Regions from separate parts of the Homo sapiens genome. Here region 2 is linked to region 1. The links are chromatin contacts, found by Hi-C in ENCODE. All regions are on one chromosome and are shown on one strand. The core of a region is the stretch at or near the end of the contact, and the rest is flanking DNA. Distances in the headings are between cores, read along the strand shown.

Evidence for each region. Hi-C counts contacts between places; a loop is a spot of excess contacts on that map. Pooled maps may share reads with other maps.
Region 2: a loop to region 1 is called in a map of CD8-positive, alpha-beta T cell, with 32 times the contacts of the local background. The contact joins the promoter of MMAA here to the promoter of ZNF330 in region 1. A Hi-C loop is called at or near these places in 5 of 168 maps with a recorded cell type or tissue (B cell, CD8-positive, alpha-beta T cell and naive thymus-derived CD4-positive, alpha-beta T cell) and 10 of 50 pooled maps.

Annotation. Positions count from the first base shown.
Region 1 is chr4:141,217,658-141,223,804 of GRCh38, reverse strand. ZNF330 (zinc finger protein 330) reads right to left here and starts at 2,910. Exons shown (of 10, transcript NM_014487.6): 1 at 2,697-2,910; 2 at 1,314-1,439. The coding sequence starts at 1,433. RefSeq lists enhancers at 2,114-2,618, 2,619-3,125.
Region 2 is chr4:145,615,327-145,621,700 of GRCh38, reverse strand. It overlaps MMAA (metabolism of cobalamin associated A), which reads right to left and starts at 2,316. Exons shown (of 7, transcript NM_172250.3): 1 at 2,294-2,316. RefSeq lists silencers at 1,948-2,017, 2,048-2,487.

The DNA.
Region 1 (6,147 bases), core at 1,661-4,160:
CCTTCCACACACAGCCAACTTTATCACCTCTTAGTCCTAATAAATACATTGTACCTTTATTGAAGCACTTCCAAAATCTAGCTGTCATTATATATATTTAGGCATGCCAGTCATTCAGAACCTCTCTTCTCTGGAAAGGACTCTTAAACACAGAAGACAGCCTCACTGTCACATCTGCGCTATGTAATCTGTCCTCACCCAACCAACCCCAATAAATGTTAGCCCTGGGACAGGCACTGGGTGAAGTCCAGCCTTTCAGAGTTCTTTCCTTCTCTGAGGCACAATATGTGATGTGAGACATGCAAGCTACCTGTAACTATGAAACCCAACAAATGGAGTAAGACAATATGAAAAAATGGAACTAATAAGGAATAAGAAACAAAAGCAAAAGATAGAACTACAAGTTGTTCCAGGTTCCAATTGTCCCCGAGTCCCAGGTATATCCTTCCCCTTCCCAGCAATATGAGTTATTCCATTATCCATTCAATAAACTATTTTTCCCTAAGATTAATTTAAGTTAGATTTCTGTCATTTATAAACAAACAAATCCTAATATACAACATAACTGAGCTATAAACTTCTGGAAATAGAGACCATGTAATTCATCTATGTATCACTACCCACAGTGTCTGAAATAATACCTGGCACAGAGTAGATGCACAATAAACGTTTGCTAAACTAAGCTACATTAAACAATTCATGTATGTTTGACAAAAGGAGAAGGAAAAAATAGGAACAGTGGGAAAAGAAAAACAAAGAAAGGAGTGGAAATAGAGAGAACCGGAATAACTCTACAGTCAATGAAAGAGGTAATGATGACCTAATTGTTTGCTTTTTCGCATATTTCAAAAAGCATATTTCAAAAGCAGCCACCATTCAAAGCAGCCCAGAAATTATCAGGACTAACCCACTTAGCACAGGTAGATAAGGTAATAGAATGGGAAGCCAACAGATGTTAAGTAGGAAGTTCAGAAAAGAGAAATGAAAGAATTGCTAAGAAAATATGATGAAAACCCAATAAGACTAAGGCATTAAAGAAACTGGAAGATGAAAGTTTCTATTATCTATTCTTGTCCAATATCTACCTTTATCACCAACAGTATGTAAAGTAATATGCTAGGTTTTATAATAATATAAAATCCAACAACAATCACTGCCACTCAGTGAAATCAACAGACGTGCCAGAGATACTAAATTCAGCAACAAACTATATGCAAAAACACTGTCTTCACTAAAATTTTATTCAGGTATACGTCAGATAAAATAGTATATAGTTTTTCCAACTACCAACTGATATCAAAAAAAGCTGATACCATTGAGGCATTACATGGATGTTTAGCTAAATCTATAGTGCTTCTTGATGCTCTTAGTTGTTTTTCACGTTCTCGGCGGTTCTCAGCCTTCTTCCTCGCACCAGTCTTTTTTTTAGGCATTTTCCCCTATTTTGACACAAGAGAACAGAAAAGATATAATTGACTGACTGCATTTACTATTTTAATAAACTAAGAAATAGTATAACAAAGTGTCCTTTTTCTTGTTAAATGTTAAACTCTATCCTTTCGATAGTTAAGCACATTCTAAGCCTTATGAAACGTTAAGCACATATTATTCCAAATGAAGCGGGTGATCCTTAACGCATTTATTGGCACTAACGATTCTAAAAATGTAAACGTCAAAAAAATTTACCCTAAAAGACAAACTAGTCTTCTTTTCCCACTAAGAAAAAAGTTTCTCCAATGATAAAGTATTCTGCACCTCATTAAAACAAATGAATCATGTATCATTAGCAAAAACAAAAAAATCATTAATAAGAGCATTATTTAGCCAGTTTATATCACTTTTTTGAGCTATATATTCAGATGACCTGACGCTGCCAACACCTTAAGTATAACAAGTTTAATTTTTCCTATGTAATATGTAAACAAAACATCTAACAGTCAACAAATAACACTATTTATTAACTACAAAGTCAAAACATTCTGAAGATATTTAAGGTATTAGTTGCTCTGACTTTAACAAATGCTCTTCCCTCTACACGCAGTGAGCATGTAATTTTAACGGGGTTCAAATTTACGTTTAAGAGTATGTTTAATTTTCATCATTTAGTTGAAATACAAGATTTTTCTAAACTGAAGTTTTCTGAACTGAATGCTCAATTAAAAAAAAAACAAAACAGGTGGTAAGCAGTACGGTAGCAACTGAAAAATAGCCAGATTTAATAGGTGGTTATTTCGGTAACGTAACGCCCAGACCACTAAGGCACCATTCCAATATGTAAAATGACAAAATCTAGAGGGCGTGCTGCCCTGGCCAAAGAACCTCAGAAAATAATCACGAGGTGATCATGCGGATTAACTTTCTGCGTCCTCAGAGATATCCTCTGAATCCTCTGATAAAGTTAAATCTCATTTTTTTTTCCCTCCAGTTTGTTCTGCACGCTCAAAAGAGTGAATCTTCTTCTCAGCCTTATACGGGTTCAAGCCCTTTTCCGGTAACACTCCAACTTCTTGCATGCACTGCGTGTGTCACCAAATGAGGAAACAGGCACGGGGCACTGCGGCTTTAGGAGTCCAGCCTGGAGCTGGAGGACCCAGTGGGGCGGAGGGGCGTCCAGGGGAGAAGCGGCGGAGGTGCCAGGCGGCTCGGGGACCCGCAACGGGGACCCGCAACCGTCACCCGCCCGCGGGACACCCTACCTCGTGCGCGCTCCGGGCAAACCTCGCTCACTTTCGCCGGGAGACCGGACTCACTCAGGGGGCCGAGGGACAGGGAATGGCGTGAGGCCCACCCGCGACAGCAGTAAATCCAACTCGTGGACCAGGACTCCGGGAAAGAAGGTACTAACAGCCAGGGAGGCTGACAGCCGATTCCGGACACTAGGAGACGGACCGGACGTCCTTTTACGACAGCAGCGCCTTACGGCTGACGTCATAGGACGGGAGCCGCCCACCTCTGTTCGCTCCGCCCCTTCCCCGCCCACTCCTGCGGGGGCCAATGCCCCATTCCTAAGCAGAGGATCTGCAGAAAAGGAAGGGAATGCGAGGGAAAATAGGGAAGCAGAAGGAGGGAAAGCAGGGGAAGGCCCCCTCAGTTTTACTTTTTTAGAAAAAGGAGAAATCTAAAAGGAAGAGGAAAATGAACTCACAGACTTGGTACTGGATCAATTGACTCAAACAGCAAATTCATGTTGAATTCTGTTGGAAACCTTTCCCCACCTCTACATCTTGCGTGCCTCACATCCCACCTTTTCTTGGTTGCTGCGCAAACTGTGCCTTCAGTTGCCTGATGAACTTCCGTACCAGCCTCCCCTGTCTCTTATTTCTGTTATGCCCTCTGGATTCCATTCCTTTGTGAACAAATCATCCCACATTCTCTACCTCTAATGTGTAATCTGCCTGCTTTTAACTGAAACCTGATGATCCTCCCCCTGCATCAGAATCTCCTTCCGATCAAGCACCTCCACCTTTGCATAGCCGACCAAGCTGGGTTTCCTAATCTCTTTCGGAGCTCTGCCGCACTTAGGATTCAGTACCAGGCCTATTCCTGTGCTTTTCCTGCCCTCCCCCTGCAGGAGATAAAAGCCTCTTTATTTGGACCAAAGAGGCCTTCTGGAATTTACTCTTAGATTTTGATAGCCAATTAACCATCTCAGCCTTTTGCTATTTTCAAAGAATCAATTTTACTTAGCAATAACAGTCAATGCCACTGTCATTAAGGTTACTATTTCCCTCATAGTTCTCAAATGCCTGATACATTTTACCTACTCGTATATAAATTAGAATACCACCCCAGTTACGTTAGAATACCACCCCAGTTTCATTACTGATGAAAGTTGTAACTATTGCACTGTTACCTTGTGCCGAGGTCTGTGTGTCCTACACCTACCACCGAGGGGGTCCTCATTGATAGTCACATGGCCTGTGATTCGAATCATAAATCCCATCTTAGCCTAACTTGAACCACTCCTGACACCAACTGTTTTAGGTTGGCTTCCCCAGGAAGCATACTCTGAGTCAGAGAAGAGTATAATGAGTATGTTAGGGAATGCTTTGGGGAACAACATCTGCAGGAGAAATGGAAGCAGGATTGAGCAGAGGGAAGAGTTGACCTGCAGTGACGTCTCAGTGAAGGCCTCGTTTTGAATCTGGGATATCCCTTCAGAGTTGTCTTGAGTTAGGGGAACTGGGCTGGACCTTTATACACCTATGACATTTAGTCACTGGATGAACGCTGCCAAAGGAGAAGAGTGCAACCTTGGGTTAAAGGACTCCTGAAGATGGCCAAGAGCTGGATTGTGTTGGCTTGCTGCACTCTCAGCAGCTCAGGAAATAAGTCTTTCATTGAGGAAGAGGGATCTGGGTAGTGCCTGCCAGTATTCACTACCAAGAGTGATGGCAAAATAAATATTCTGACAAAGACAAAGAACCTTTACTATTCACAGATACTCAGTGAAAGAATTTCAAAGGGCAGTCTTCACAAGATGAAAATGGAATTTAAAAGGCAGGAGGGAATACAAAAAGTAATAATAATCAATTTATTTAATATATAGGGTAAATCTAAAACATTATATAAAACGACAAAATTATAATAAGCAATTTGGGATATGAAAATTATAAGGAACTGAAATATTCTATAAATTCAATGCAATTCAAATCAAATCCTCATATAGATTTTTTTAATGGAATTTGGTTAATTGCTCTCTCAAATTCATAGGAACAATTAAAGATTGAAAAGCCCAGACCATTTTAGTTATACAAGCAGAAGGATACTTTTATTTATTATAAAGCTCTAGTAATTAAAACAATATTGCATAGTTTCAGGTGTCAGCAAATAGACAAATGCAACTGAATAGAAAGCCTAGATACAGACTCACATACATTTGGATATTTGGCAAATGGTATGGGTTGCATTAGCATCAGTAAGAAGACAGGTATTATTCAATAAATGAGGCAAAGACTATTGGCGATCCATATGGAGGAAGATAAAATTAGATCCCTATTAACAGCACATATTTAATAAGTCCTAGGTGGAAGGACCTAAATATACAAAGCAAAAATAAAACTATTTTAAGAAAACATAGGAGAATGCCTTTATGATATTAAAGTAGAATGATTTATTAAGACACACACAAAAAAACAAAAAATTTAATGAACAATGAATTCAATAAAATTTAAAAACTTCAGGATGATTAAAGACATAAAGTAAAAAGGCAAATGAAAATGAGGGGAATGAATTTTGACACCCATGTAACTGACAAAAGATTTATATACAGAATAAATGACACCCATAAGATTGTCCAAAATGTAAAAGCCTGGCAGATCAAAGTATTGGTGAAAGGCGGATAAACAAATTTTAAGCAATTCTACTGGGAGTATAAATGTTAAACCTGTTTTGGAGAACCACATGGCAATGTTAAGTAAACGTAAATATGTGCAAAACTAAAGATTCAACCATTGTCCTTCTAGGTTTCTACCATAAGAAATTTGCGTACAAATATACAATGATACCATAGCACAGTTCAACAGCAAAAATTTTTAAGCAACCTATCTTTTATTAGGAAAAGGAACAAATTGCATGCTATCTATATAGCAATTAAAATTCATAGACTTTATAAGCATCAATATGGACTAATTCCTAAATTTGGGGGAGATATTTGGTGAAAAATCAAATTGGAATGCCGCATATGTAAAACTGTAAAGCAAAAATCAGTTGTATACATTATCATTTACGAATACACACACACACACACACACACACACACACACACACACACACACACACATACCTTGTAAAAGTACCAAAAGATGCCTGGAAATGTTACTAACTTCAGATTATGGTTACCTCTGGAGAGGGAAGAAAAGATGTATGATGTGGAGTGTTAGCCATACTTTTAGTTTTCAGAACAATACTAATTTTAAAACATATATATTAATAATCCTCAACAGCCACCAGAATGGCTAAGATTAAAAGACTGGCAATACCAGCGACCAAGTATTTATTGGTAAAGACGTGGAGTTACTGGAACTCTCATCCAGTTTTGGGGGTTGTAAATGGACTACCACTTTGAACATTATTTAGCTTCATGTGTTAAAGGATATATATATATATCTCCAAAATGCATACCTGTATTTACTACAATATATGTAA
Region 2 (6,374 bases), core at 1,067-3,566, 4.4 Mb before region 1:
GCAATGCAGTGTTGTACCAAGTGTTTCCATTTCTCAATGCTAATCACTTTTGATTTGAAGATAAGCTGTCAAATGCCATTAATCTGTTTACCATATTCCACCCCCCCCAACCACAGAAGGCTTTATTTTCTCTTTTTCAAATAATTTCAGGAAACTTTTGTAGAGCAGGATGACTTCTTAAATAAGCAACTTTTAAATAGGTTTTAAATAGGTCATCATGAGTTAAGAGTAATAAAGAACAAATACCAAATTCATGAAGGGATTCTCTAAAGTTCTCTGTCCACTTTACTTTTTATCACTTTTCCAGTAAGATTCAGATTTCCCAATTCCTACTTTTAGGCTTAAATGTGCTTGAGAAGTCTCTATTTTTCTAAATTCCATCACCATTAAATGTTTTGATTCCCACTGCTACCACCCTATTTCAAATCCAGGCTTGAACTAGGAAGCTCTGAGACCAACTATGGAACCTGGGTAATTTCTCATATTCTCAAAGTTCCTTCACTTACAAAATGAAAACATTAAGATCTACGTATCAGGATCATGGTGAGTATAAATGAGTATGCATGAGAGAGCCTGGCACAGGGCCTGGCATCAAGCAGGTGCTAATCACCTCTAAGAAACTTTCCTCTTTTCTCTCTCCCTCCTCAGTCCTCCTTTCAGACTTCACAGCAAGACTCATTCTGAAAGGTGAATGTGATCTCCTTAGCCTCCTACTCAAATTCCTCCAAAAGTTCACCGTACCCTAGGACAGTGGTTCTCAAAGTGTAGTCCCCAGGCCAGCAGCACCTCTTGCGCTTGCCTTTCCAAAATTCCTCTAAGGAGAGTTTACTATCTTCCAAACCTGCCAACTCTCCCAACCCCAAGATTTAACTCATCTTTTACATCCTTCCCCCTCTATGATATCTCTCCTATACTACCCAGCTTAAAATCTTTCCTGACCATCCCAGTCTCTAGGACTTTTTCTGACCTCTAATTCCAATTATTTCTGAATACAAAGAGTCTTCATCTTACAATCGGGTCTGTGTCTGGATAAACCCACTGTAAAGTCAAAAAATCTTTAACTGAACCATTGTGTAAGTGTAGGACTGTACTAAGGTGAAAATCTGCAGAGGTCACAAACTAGTTGCACCTGGCCCACCCACAGAAGGTGTGTGTTAACTAAATTGGTTGCAAGTAACATTAAAAATCAAGAAAAAATACGTAAAAATACAGATCTTTGGCCTGTGTTGGAGAAAATCGGATCTGCGTTTGAGAGACCCCCATTCCCACATGGCAACAATCAGCTAAATGGTAAATGTTTCGAGCATTCACCAGCTCTTTCCATTCTAAATAAAGGTTTTCTTTTGACATCTTCAAATATCTCAAATGGTGATTTACATTTCTTATGGATATGTAACTTTTCATGCTTGTTTTGTCTCTCCTAATAGAATACAGCCCTTAAAAAACCTGTCCTTGTCTTTGACTTTTTAAAAACCTCTTGTTACCCTGAACACAAACCGGTATTTAGTGCAAAATTATTGTAAAAGAATATTCTGAACATTGTAGACAACAGCAAAATGCTGAATAATCCACACAGTTTTTCTGGAAACTTTTGGCTTTCTACCAAGTTGGAAAAGTTTTATTAGTTTATGTTTTCTAAACATATGGATTAGGGTACAACTCTTAAGACAGATAATAAAAAATTTTTATATTATTTTGGTTTAGGTCGTCTTTCATTTTCTAATGAGAAATACATATGAAGACAGCATGCCCTCTGCTGAAAGAGATTTAGACCCTGCCCGGCACGCCATGTGACGGAACCTAGATACTGTTTGTAACTTTTAGTTTGAATCCAACTTTTATATCCTGGATTTGATTTCCCAGAAAAGAGTTTCAATTTCACTCTTTGGTAGGAGTCATAGTGGCTTTCTCTGACGCGGCCTCAGGTTAACCATTTACCGGGTTTGGCAGCGACAAGGGAAGAGCCACCTTAACAAAGCTGCCTTGCTGTGGCTCAGAGATAACCTGAGAAACCTAACCAAGATGAGAATTTTAAAACACTGTTTACGTACAGGGCCTTTCTTTGTTAAAGCTTCCATTTGAACCCATTTGCCGACTCCTGCCTGTCCACACATATCCGCACCCCGAACATCAATATTAGGAGAATATTCGATAATACTCTCCTTTTCCTTCCCCCACCCCAAATCCTCCAGGGGGCGCCCCGGAGGACCGCGCTGGCCCCCCGGCGGGAGGGCGGCCGTAGGCGGGAGCCCAGTCCCGACTCCTGGACGCCGCGCGCACTCCCCATACTCACCCGCCCGAAGCCACGGAAGTGCCACCTGACCCCGCCCCTTCCGCCGGATCCTCCCACGCAGGCGCAGCGCCGACTGCAGGCGCGTGGGGCCCGGGGATCGCCTGGGGCTGGGTGGCGGTGCGGGGCATGGCCAGGGTCCCCGTGGACGTGGCCGCGCAGTTCCGGCGTGTGGCGGAGAGCGAGTGAGCGTGAAGGTCTCCCGGCCTGCAGCAGGCTGCGGAAGCTCTGCGCCGGGAAGTTCTCTGGCGGGGGAGGGGAGGGCGGTTTACGGCCTTTGGGGTAGGTTTTGCCCTTTTTAAGATCCACATGAAATCTTTCGCCTCCGAAGTTCGAGGGTAACTTTCGTTCCCTCCTGGCCTTCGCGACACCCTCGAGTCGGACGGAGGCCGAGTCGTGTCCTCACCCCCAGCAGCCTGCGGCGGCCGGGACCCCCGGAGGCCCTTCTTCCGCTCCTTGGAAACTTAAAATGTGGGGTGAGGGAGAGACGCGTTACGTTTGACAGACCGGTGAAATTAAAGACACTCAAGCTTCTCAGAGTGATTTGAAGAAATGCTCAGCGTTCTGCCGAAATATAGTTTTAAGTTTTTAAACCACGGCATGGTTTTTAAAGGCTGAAGGACCCACAGTTTTTTTCTCTTAAAGGGCACGCATTCATTTTGATTAATATTTCTTAACATGCAGCCAAAGCCAGGACTCGGGCTCACTGCTGCAGGGGTGTCCTCGGGAAGTCCCGAGGGGGGAAAGGCGCGCAAGCCTGAAATGGAGATGAAAATAAACAGGCATAATATTTGCTACCTCACTGCGTTGGGCGTAGTAGTAACTAATTCTTAAAAAACGTCTTAGATGACATATAAGTAGTAAAGCCGTTGTATGCTAATCTAGAATTTTTGAGAAAAACTTAATCACCCAAATGTTTGCTATAATGTGATGAAGATAGCATCCATCGGCAGTAGCCAGGATCAAATGACGAGTAGATATGGTTATAAATGGGGCCCATGCAGTATAATTAGTATATGAAACCAAGATGTCAGTCCTCACACAGAATTTGTGTAATGATATGCATTTGGGAGGCTTCAGGCCTTTTCAGCTATTTGATACAGGTTGATTCTTACTGAATACAGAATAATAAAAAATGAATTACTGGTCTCACCATTTTCATTATTACTATTTGGACCAAAAGACTACCACTTTTACTCCAAAGATTGATTGTAGACTCAATAGCCAATGACAGAAAATTAAGCACAAGTCTAAATGAAGCCGAGGATCTAGTAGAAAGAACACAGAATCAAACCTTTCAAATCTCAGCCTATCGAACACAAACAGATTGACAGTTCTTGAGACGGTTTACTTCCTTTCTTTAAACTTGGCGTTGCTCATCTGAACAATTGTTTCGGTAAGGGTTACGTTTGATGAAAGCTCAGTTTGTGCTACCTTAGAAGTGAAGAAGTTTGTTAATTTTAAAATTGAGTTTATCCTTACCTGCTTTTCGTTCTACAAACTCAAACACTTTCATGCATGTCACTTTTTTATTCAGAAGTTTTCTAAACAGTACAGCTTAGGGAACACATTTCCATGGAACATTAGTGTTTTGCAAAATGTTAATAGATTCTTCATGGGAAAAAAATTGCTAGCATCACCAATACTGGCGAAAATATGAACCTGTCATTATGAGGCTATGGGAAATACACTTTTGTAGAGCTCTTGCCAAAAATGTTTAACCTGAATCTGATTGTGAGGAAACACTGAGATAAATTCTGAATGTGATTTGTTCGGACTTTTCAATAAGGTTAATAAGGAAGACAATAAAAAAAGGCAGGAGGACTGATCTACATTAAAGACAGCTGTCAACTAGATAGCCTTAAGGATTTAAAAAATTTGAACCTGGGCTGGGCGCAGTGGTTCACGCCTGTAATCCCAGCACTTTGGGAGGCCGAGGCGGGTGGATCACCAGGTCAAGAGATCGAAACCATCCTGGCCAACATGGTGAAACCCTATGTCTACTAAAAATACAAAAATGAGCTGGGTGTGGTGGCACGTGCCTGTAGTCCTAGCTACTCCGGAGGCTGAGGCAGGAGAATCGCTTGAACCCGGGAGGCAGAGGTTGCAGTGAGCCGAGATTGCGCGACTGCACTCCAGCCTGGCGACAGAGACTCCAGTCTCAAAAAAACAAAACAACAACAACAACAAAAAAGTTGGTAGTTTCAGGTGAATAGTATATGAATGTTCTTTTAACTCATCTATAGATTTGAAAATTTTCAAAATAAATAGTTGAGGACAAATTGTAGCTAGCAATGCTGGAAACCCATTTCTGCCTCCCAGCAGGTGGCAGCAAATTAATACTCCATAACGTACAAGAAAATCATTGCAATTTCCTCGTCTTGGTAAATGTTTTGGATGTTGCAGACTGGCTTTTTTTAGGGATAGGAGCCAAAAGAATATTGTTGCCAGATTATGGATGTTTATGTTAATTTATCAACTAGTTGGGAAAGTACTTACTGTTCTTCATTGCTCATCTCACACAGAACCAAAAGTCTGTTTGTAAGCTCTTTTGTTGGAATAACAGTCAAGCTCATGTTACCTTCATAAACACTCACCATAACCATTAATTGGCTAATAACCATCAATACAACATTTCAAAGTTTATGAAATACAACTAAAGTATTCTCAGAGGGAAATTTGTAGTTTTTTCATACCTTTATTAGAGAAGAAGAAAAAAAATCAGTGATCTAAGTCAGGATCAGCAAACTGTGGTCTACAGGCCAAGTCCAGTGCATAGTCTTCTTTTGTACAGCCTGCAAAACTCTAGAAAAACTCATTTTAAAAATAGAGAAATTACCAGTATCTGGAATGAAAGAACACTAAAGATTCTACAGACATTAAAACATGGGTCTCAACCAGAGGGTTTTTTGCCCCCAGGGAACATTTGGCAATGTCCAGAGACATTTTTGGTTGTCACAGTTGGAGAGTCTGCTATCAGAAGGCAGAGGTCAGGGAAACAGCTGAATATTCTGCAATGCACAGGACAGTCCCCCACAGCTATTTTGCTGGCCTCCAATGTCAGTAGTGCTGAGATTGAAAAATTCTAATTAAAATCACAAAAGAATAATATTATAAACAAATTTATACCAATAAAATCTGATAACTTAGAATAAAAAGTTTTGGGGGCCGGGCATGGTGGCTCACGCCTGTAATCCCAGCACTTTGGGAGGCCGAGGCGGGTGGATCACTTGAGGTCAGGAGTTTGAGGCCAGCCATGTCAACTTGGAGAAACCCCGTCTCTCCAAAAATACAAAAATTAGCTGGGCATGATGGCACGCACCTGTAATCCCAGCTACTTGGTAGGCAGAGGCAGGAGAATCACTTGAACCTAGGAGGCAGAAGTTGTAGTGAGTTGAGATTGCACCACTGCACTCCAGCCTGGATGACAGCGAGACTCTGTCTCAAGAAAAAAAGTTTTTTGAAAAAAAAAAAAAAAACTTATCAAAACACTGAAGAATAAATAGAAAATCTGAGTATTTGTACATCTGGTACAGAATTTGAATTCGCAATTTAAAAATACAAAGAAAACCATCCACGTTAGTGAATTCTATCCAGCATTTAAAGAACACACAATGTCAATTTTATGTAAACTCAGAGAATAGAGGAGGAAGGAATAACAGCAGAACCTTCGGAAAAATCTAACAGACATTAGAGGGAAAAAAAACACAAATTAATATTACTCACTAATACAGATGCAAAATTCCTATAGAAAATACTGGCAAATTGAACCCAGAAAAAAATAAAATAAAATCGCCAATTGCAGTTTATCCAGAATGCAAGATTTGCCCAACATTAATCAACAATAATTTACAACATTAATAAAGGAGAAAATCTTAATAATGGCGGAAAAAGCATTTGACATATTTTATTGCTAACTCATGATGACAACAATCACAAAACTAGAAATAAAAGAGAACTTTATAAAGGACATCTATGAAAGATCAATAGCTATTATGCTTAATGGTGAAATATCCAATCCTAAGATTGGGAACAAGGTAAAGCTGTCGGCTCTCATCACTTCTATTCAGCTTTGTATCAGAAA